Regions from separate parts of the Homo sapiens genome. Here region 2 is linked to region 1. A link is an interaction called in ENCODE POLR2A ChIA-PET data of the cell type or tissue named here. Cell type or tissue: GM12878. All regions are shown on one strand. Each heading gives the region's core, and the rest is flanking DNA. Links, peaks and the distances in the headings are about the cores only. Region 1 overlaps NT5C2 (5'-nucleotidase, cytosolic II). Region 2 overlaps CNNM2 (cyclin and CBS domain divalent metal cation transport mediator 2).

Region 1 (4,396 bases), core at 81-4,080:
ATATTAACAACTCATCCCCCCACTTTCTACCATTATGTTGCTCTAGTCTTCCTTGGGGTTAAGACTTCTGGAAATTTAATAATTCTACATGTATAATTTTTGTGTTAACTTCATGAAATTTACCACATTTACTCTTTCGTGCAACTGCAAACATTAACTATTTCTTCCTTTCTTATTGTTTCAAAAAGGCAAGTAACTCTCCTTGCATCTATTAGAAGCATAATGACACCTCTGTCATAAAGAATTTTTTTTTTTTTAATTTAAAGAAGGACCTGTTGTCCAAAATCTATTTCCTTCAGCACACTGGTAAACATGCTCATGGAAACATGCTCTGTTGCCAAAATACCCTGTCATTCAGCTGCTCAAAAAAGAGCTTTAACTTTCTATTAAGTTCATGATCATTTGCAATACTTAAACACACAGAAAAGAGCATTAAATATTCCACTGCCATCTACCAAGCAAGCCAGGTTTTTCCATAATATATAGAAGTGTAAATAAGGTCAATATTGGTATTTTTCTCCTTATTCCTCAGATTTTTTCCCTTTCAGCTCAAGTTTCAGTATATTAATACCTTGGTATCACCAGTCAGACAAAGAGTGCACTAGTCACTGCACTAGTCATTTCATGTACACTACTGCAATTAAACCTTACACCAAAAGTTTATCCCTGCCACACCGCCCCTCCCCCCACCTTTTAAAAAAATTAAATGAAGAAACTGAGACATAGGTTAAGTAACAATGCTGGTGGTCAAGAGCTAGTACAAGGCAGAGCTGGGATCCAACCCAGGTCTACCACACCATGAGGTTTTTTTCCACCAACCACATAACCTCTAGAGTAAGGATAAAAGTAAGACTAGGTCTAAAGTTGGAATGTATGGGACTTATATTTAATATTAATATATAATTTAATAATTAAATTTAATGTAATTATATTTAATATAATTAATATATTTAATATAATTTAACAGAAAAAGGATTATTCTCCCTTTTTTTAAAAAATAACTTTTTGTTTTCCATGAGGCATTTTATTTGTAAATATGTATTACATCTCTAGAAAAAGAATCCTACGATTTTCCCTCCTGTGCATTTTCGTCTTGCTTCTTCACGGTCTATGATGTCAGCTGAGATAGTTAGTACAATGAAACCAAACTGGCAGGATGGAAGCAGATTACTCTACCATTTTTCTAGATCTTTGAGTTGCACATCAAATCTGGGACTCATCCCTCCACACCTGTTTAGCCTGCCTGTGAGGTTCACTACAATTTTCCCAGCTCTGTGATCATCAATGATTTCAAATTCGCCAATGGAACCATGCTTCATTGTCACAGTTAAAAAAAAAAAAAAAGACAATGACTTTGGAGCACAGCCTAGTAAGAACCTGGCGTTTGCCTGTCTTTTCGACATTGCTGATGCTCTTGAGGGCATCAGCCAAGTCGTTCATGTGCACCATTGTGGTGGCGTGGAAAGATGATGGAAAGAAAAAAAAATCACTTCTTACACTCAGATTACTCTCACTTAACAGCTGCTGGCTAGCATTCTGCTTCTTGAAGAAACCACATTTTGCAGATTAGCAGTCTGTCAGATGCTGATCTGTAACCACGAGGAGATAATGTTAAGGACTTTATGTCACTCATTTACTCGGAAAAGAATTTCTCATTTGAAGCCTCAGAACTAGATTTCTGGATTTAGTATTATAAAACTAAGTAACAATACTAATGGAAATCACTAGTCTGTTTATGCCTATTTGCCATTTGAAAAAAAACAAGCACTGAACAGCCTGAAATTTACCAATTCTGTTTTCTATTTTCACTCCATTGTCCACTGTTGGTAACAACAAATTCAGCAATATAACACTTTTAGCAGTTGTCTATGCAAATAAAACCAAAGAAACCAAATTCAGAAATAGTATAGATTAGTCCCTTCATTTTGTGGAGAGTGCATAGTTTGATTAAAAACAACTTTCTTGCTCTGTCCCAGGTCCAAAGACCTAATCTTAGATTGGCTTTCAAGATCTTTTTAAGCTTGTTTTGTCCTGGGGTTAGCCTGACTCATCTGTGTAGGTCACTTAACCATAAAAAGGCTAAAAAAGACTGTGTGCTCAGATAAGGACCACAAATGAAAAACCTGGGGTATAGAAAGTATATACATGAGGGCAACTTAATAAATTAGGAAACTAGAGCACCCGACAGGTCTAATTAAGGGAGAAAGAGGCCTCGAAAAAAGGGAAAAGAAAAACACATACCCGCAGAGGAAGTCAAAATGCAAAGGGCCAAATCCTGATACATATCATGTGCAAAGAACGTCGCTAAAGTAATTTGGGGTGAAAGAGGAATTGTAAATAGGCTTGGCAGGTATTTTTTATATAAAACATAGTTGGCCGGATGCAGTGGCTCACATCTGTAATCCCAGCACTTTGGGAGGCCAAGGTGGGCAGATCACAAGGTCAGGAGTTCGAGACCAGCCTCGTCAATATGGTGAAACCCTATCTCTACAAAAAATACAAAAATTAACAGGGCGCGGTGGTGCATGCCTGTAGTCCCAGCTACTCAGGAGGCTGAGGCAGAAGAATCGCTTGAACCTGGAAGGCGGAGGTTGCAGTGAGCAGAGATCATGCCACTGCACTGCAGCCTGGGTGACAGAGCGAGACTCCGTCTAAAAAACTAAAAAACAAACAAAAAAACATAGTCCACTCTTGGCCAGTGGTAAAGCTAACACATATGATTCAGTACTATCTAGATTCTAAACATGACTTTCATATATAAACTCATCTGTACTCGACAGACAAACTACAGCTGACTTGAATAATGCGGGTTTGAACTGCACAGGTCCACTTATATGCGGATTTTTTATTTTTATTTTTTTGGAGACAAGGTCTTGATGTATCACCCAGGAGGGAGTGCAGTGGCATGACCACAGCTCACTGAAACCTCAAACTCCTGGGCTCAAGTGATCCTCCCATCTCAGTCTCCCAAGTAGCTGGAACTACACATACCATCATGTCTGGGTAATTTCTGAGAAGTTTTTATAGAGACAGGGTCTCATTAGGTTCCCCAGGCTGGTCTCAAACTCCTGGCTTCAAGCAATCCACCTGCCTCAGCCAGTGGGGAGAGTTGAGGTTTTCGATTGCATGGGAGCCAGTGCCTTTAGCTGCTGTATTATTCAAGGGTTAACTGTAGTTAAAGCATAATTAATGTACATAATCTCATTAGATAAATAAAGTGTTAATCTACAACAATACAGACATAAGGAGCTAAATACAAATACTGGCATTCTATGGGTAGTAGATTCAGGATTAATACTGATTTAGGTTCAAGACAACCAGGCAAAATTACTTTTGTCAATAAACAAGATTTTTGCATATTTTGTTCTGTTCTATATACAAATGTTAGTCTTACATAGAAATCCTGCAAATAAACCGATACACAGCTGGCTTCAATTATGGGGATAATTGGTGATAAAGGAATCTTCTCTGAAAAATATTTGTGGCATTAGGCTGGCATTTAGATGAGATGAAGATAATGAAGCTCCCATCAGAATGGATTATGTTACTGAACACTATGTGACACACTTCATTGGGGAAATAAATGATTACCAAATGATTACCAAACTGTAAGCAAAATAAGAAACATTTTAATACAAGAAAGGCCATCAATTTCTCTTTTAACAAACTACTCTCAACTCTCAACAAACTCCCAACAACCAACTCTCCCACAGTACCCAGTAACACCTTTAGCAAAATCCGTATCATTAACTTTTGAAAAATTAGAAGTTTAGAGAGACGGGGTTTCACTGTGTTGGCCAGGATGGTCTCGATCTCCTGACCTTGTGATCCGCCCGCCTCGGCCTCCCAAGGTGCTGGGATTACAGGCGTGAGCCACCGCGCCCGGCCTACACCTGGCTAATTTTTATATTTTTTGGTAGAGATGGGGTTTTGCCAGGCTGGTCTGGAACTCCTGACCTCAGGTTATCCTCCCGCCTCAGCCTCCCAAAGTGCTGGGATTACAGGAGTGAACCACTGTACCCATACCCACCCCCTGCAAAAACAAACAAACAAAAACTGTATTTAAAATGATCCGGTCTCTCCCTCTCCCTCTCCCTCTCCCTCTCCCTCTCCCTCTCCCTCTGTCTCCCTCTCCCCACGGTCTCCCTCTCATGCGGAGCCGAAGCTGGACTGTACTGCTGCCATCTCGGCTCACTGCAACCTCCCTGCCTGATTCTCCTGCCTCAGCCTGCCGAGTGCCTGCCATTGCAGGCACGCGCCGCCACGCCTGACTGGTTTTGGTGGAGACGGGGTTTCGCTGTGTTGGCCGGGCCGGTCTCCAGCCCCTAACCGCGAGTGATCCCGCCAACCTCGGCCTCCCGAGGTGCCGGGATTGCAGACGGAGTCTCCTTCACTC
Region 2 (4,396 bases), core at 176-4,175, 72 kb before region 1:
GACTCTACTAAAAAAAAAAATACAAAAATCAGCTGGGTGTGGTGGCGTGCGCCTGTAGTCCCAGCTGCTCGGGAGGCTGAGGCAGGAGAATCACTTGAACCCAGGAGGCAGAGGTTGCAGTGAGCAGAGATCGCACCACTGCACTCCAGCCTGGCGACAGAGTGAGAATCCGTCTCAAAAAAAAAAACAAAAAAAAAAAAACCCAAACCGAGTGTGTCTGTATTTCTGTTTGCCCAGGGGTAGTACTTACCATTAGGAAGGCGATTTACCATTTAGGAGATCCTATGTTTGCACTTCAGTTTTATACAAATGTTAGTTTAACTTCTCTTAAGCCTTGATTGGACTGATCTCATACAGAAGTGTTGCCTGATGTTACTGGCTCAAGATGCTGGACTTGTGGTTTCAGGTTTTTTTCTTTTTTTTTTTTTTAGACTAAGTCTTGCTCTATTGCCCAGGCTGGAGTGCAGTGGTGCAATCTCACCTCACTGCAACCTCCGCCTCCTGGGTTCAAGGGAGTCTCCTGCCTCAGCCTCCTGAGTAGCTGGGATTACAGGCACCCGCCATCACACCTGGCTAATTTTTGTATTTTTAGTAGAGACAAGGTTTCACCATGTTGTTCAGGCTGGTCTCGAACTCCTGACCTCAAGTGATCCACCTGCCTTGGCCTTCCAAAGTGCTGGGATTATAGGCGTCACCGTGCCTGGCCGATTTCAGGTATATTCTTGATCTGGATAGAGATTGGGAGTGACAGCTGTTGCCATTAGAAAATTATTTTTAAATTCTGTATTGATTTCTACTGTCTGGTTCTCAAAAGAATTGAGACAGACAGAAAGTGGAAGTTGCAGTCGCCTTCTCAGGAAAAGCCTAGTAATCAATCTGTTTTGCTTTATGCAAGAAACAATAATGCAGTGACTCAGTCCTTGGGAAGGAGCAAGCAATTGGGGTCTTGTCTTTAAGCTCGTTTTTTCTTGATCATTAATTTGTCTAGAAAAATACTTGAAAGATGGTTTTGCAGGAGTTACCTTCCAGGTCAGGAACTGGTAAACCAAAGCCCATGGGTGCCTGCACTCTGCTTCTGGTGACCTGCAAGCTAAGAGTGTCTTTTCACATCTTAAAATTGTTGCAAAATGGCTAAGCATGGTGGCTCATGTCTGTAATCCCAGCACTTTGGGAGGCTGAGGCAGGAGGATTGCTTGAGCCCAGGAGTTCAATACCAGCCTGGGTAACATAGTGAGACTCTGTCTCTACAAAAAAAATTTTAAAATTAGCTGGGCGTGGTGGCACACACCTGCAGTCCCAGCTACTTGGGAGGCAGAGGTGAGAGGATCACTTGAGCCTTGGAGTTGAGGCTGCAGTGAGCTGCGATTGTGCTGCTGTACTCCAGCCTGGGCAATAGAGCAAGAGCCTGTCTTAAGAAAAGAAAAGAAACCAAAAGAAGAACAATTACTTTGTGACATGCAAAAATTATATGCAATTCAAATTGCAGTGTTCATAAAGAAAGTTTGATTGGAAAACAGCCATGCTCCTTCATTTTTCTAAACAGCAGTGTGGAGACTATGTAGACCCACATAGCCTAAAATATTGACTCTCTGGCCCTTTTCGGAGGAAGTTCGCAGACCTCTGTCCGGATCCCATTCGTATCTGCTTGACCTTGAGGATCTCATGGTCTGGAGTAGCAGTGAAGCAAACATATTATTAAAACACTGCTCTGCGAAAGCATTCATGTTTGTTTCTTAAGGGGGTTTTGTTTGTGTGTTGTCTTTCAGCAGAGGGAAGGGGCCTCTTACAGGCAGGGACACTCCTCCCTTGTGTGTACACAGTGGTGGTCCTTTGCTGGAGGATGGTGACATTGAGCAACAGTGGACTGTGCACTCCAGGCTGCGCGCCCTGTTGCTGTGTGCTTCTGTGGGTCTTGTGAGAGGCTCTGTCAGCATTTGCCTGATGCTGTGCTCACAAGGGCCCTCTACAGACCTTCCTGAAGTACATTCACTAATCAGGCTGCCTGCGGTCACTCGCTGCGGACTGCGTGGTGCCCAGGCCGCCGTGCTGATTTGATGAGGATCTGGCTCTCCCTCCCTCCTTCCCCGTGGCATCTGTGCATAGAGCGCCTGCATCTGGAAATACAGTCCAGCTCTTCCAATATATTTTGTCTTTTTCATTCAAAAAGAGCCCTCATCTCATGGGATGCATTTCTTTTTTTTTCTCTCTTTTAATTCCTCCCTTAGCTGACAACAGAACGAAAAAGAAAGTGGCTCACCGGGAACGAAAGCAAGATTTTTCTGCCTTTAAGCAGACAGACAGTGAGATGAAGGTTAAAATATCACCACAGCTCCTCCTGGCCATGCACCGTTTCCTAGCAACAGGCAAGTGCAGCTTATCACAGTTTGAGATCTCTACCAACCCTGAAGCGTGTTTCTCACCCACCACTGACTGGGGTGGGTTGGGGGTGGACACTGGGAAATGGGGTGATAAGTAATGCCACTTTTGTGTTTTGTTTTTTTTGTTTTTTTGTTTTGTTTTGTTTTTTTCTTTTTAAATTCTCTCCTCTCCTATGTTCAGTGTCGGCATGAACCCTCTGAGACATTTACCAGGGGTGGACCAGTAACTTAAAATTGGTCTGAAAGGTAAGGATGAATGTTAGTGCCACACTGCATGTGTACAGTAGGCCAGGCCATCTCCTTCCAGCTAGGTCCGTGGGAGAGCCAGCTGGCGGAGCAGGCTGATGGTGCCAGCCTGGCACCAGCTTGTTTGATGGACAATTGAGTCCAATCTCTCTTCAGCTTGTCCTGGAAGCACAGTTGGACATCAGTGGTAACACAGGGGCTGTGATTTGCAAAGAAGAAAACTAGGTTTTCACAATTAAATCTTTATCTTTTATGATTTTAATGAAATCAAATTCTAAGAACTTTGATATGGATTTCTTGATGGCCTCCTCAGATCAGATTAACTCGAGTCCATTTCAGGAGGCAAGTGTTCATGTTGTTTAAACCACCAACCCAGCCGGCACTGACTGCTCCAGAGAGGTCAAGGTTGAATGGACTTAAGATACTGACCAACCCTTCTCCCATCCCCAGATGCTCTCCAGGGTTGAGCTCTGGTGGCCAGGGGAAGTGTGAGAAAGTCTAAAGCATCCAGTGGCTTTAGAAGACATCGGTGTCCCTGATAGGCAGCCAGTGCCTTTCATCTGCATGCAGTAAACTTAAACCATGTTTAAAAGAAGGCTAGCCGCAACCACATGGTGGAATGCTGTTTAACTCTTTAAGGTCGTGTTCTCAGACACATGGAAATGCTCACAATATTATATTTATCACATCAGAAAATATAGCTTAATACAAAGTGGGGAGAAACAGAATCTAAAACTATGTGTACATTAAGATTAGAGTTGTGTTTTTGTGTGTACACACATGTATACATGAGCACACGTGCCTGGGCATGGCACTGGAAAGAAATGCTCACTTGATTGCTCAGAATGGTAATCTGAGTGGTTGGCTTATAGATAAGTTTTTCTTTCTTCTTTCTTTTTCTGTATTTTCTAAAATTCCTGTAATTACTATCTTATTACAAAAAAGTCACAAGTTAATACAGAACTTACAGCTTTCATAAATACATAATTAGAAAATAAAAGAACAGACGATGTCTTTCACTTATTATTCTTTTTCTAATTTTGATAATACTGTTCCTCATTTAAGTACCACAAATTAAAACTAAACATCTAGGCCGGGCATGGTGGCTCATTGCCTGTAATCTCAGCTCTTGGCGGGGCCAAGGCAGGCTGATTGCTTGAGACCAGTCTGGCCAACATGATGAAACTCTATCTCCACTAAAAATACAAAAATTAGCCAGGCATGGTGGTGGGTGCCTGTAATCCCAGTTACTCGGGAGGCTGAGGCAGAAGAATCACTTGAACCCGGGAGGTGGCGGTTGCAGTGAGCCGAGATTGCGTCACTGCACTCCAGCCTGGGTGACAGAGTGAGACTCCTTCTCAAAAAAAAAAAAAATTTAAATTAAAAAAAAAGAAAACTAAAACTAAATCTCCTACTCTGCTTCTGAGATATCATAGAGTCCAGTTGTAGGATAGCACCCTTCAGTCAGTAATTTTTGTTTTTGTTATTTAAAATAAAATTGCTGTCTTTGTAAATACTTTTGAACATTACTTTTTTTTTTTAAATTAGCATGTTGATGTGTGCACATGCCCTGCTCTTATTTCCAGTCTCGACCCTCTTTGTTCCCCACATTCCTTGGGGTAGTTGAGTGGGAGAGGGAGACGTGGGGCACCTGTGTGTGTGCGCTGGCACTAACCGCACCTGATGCTCCTGACCTTGGCTTCTTCCTTTGGCTGTTGGTCGACAGTCAGGCTGTTATGGCTTGTTGAGGGGCATCCCCCGCACTCAAGGAG

The links. ChIA-PET counts read pairs that join two places held together with the same protein. Peaks named below come from ENCODE experiments on the same cell type or tissue, not always from the same donor. Only the 100,000 strongest peaks of a DNase experiment are listed, where the experiment ranks them.
Region 2: POLR2A ChIA-PET joins it to region 1 with 6 read pairs; 3 of 35 experiments call an interaction of 5 or more read pairs at or near these places.

What each region holds. Positions count from the first base shown.
Region 1 is chr10:103,123,968-103,128,363 of GRCh38, forward strand. The region is part of intron 4 of NT5C2 (5'-nucleotidase, cytosolic II); the gene reads right to left. It also overlaps the pseudogene RPS15AP29. Among named protein-coding and RNA genes, the nearest start is that of NT5C2, 67 kb to the right of the region's middle. In GM12878, for the core only: no CTCF peak of the experiment used is centred there; DNase peaks (open chromatin) are centred at 1,554 and 2,104; H3K4me3 peaks cover 407 bases; H3K27ac peaks cover 1,643 bases.
Region 2 is chr10:103,052,104-103,056,499 of GRCh38, forward strand. It overlaps CNNM2 (cyclin and CBS domain divalent metal cation transport mediator 2), which reads left to right. Exons shown (of 8, transcript NM_017649.5): 3 at 2,226-2,363. Among named protein-coding and RNA genes, the nearest start is that of CNNM2, 140 kb to the left of the region's middle. In GM12878, for the core only: a CTCF peak has its summit at 1,965; DNase peaks (open chromatin) are centred at 1,968 and 2,268; H3K4me3 peaks cover 497 bases.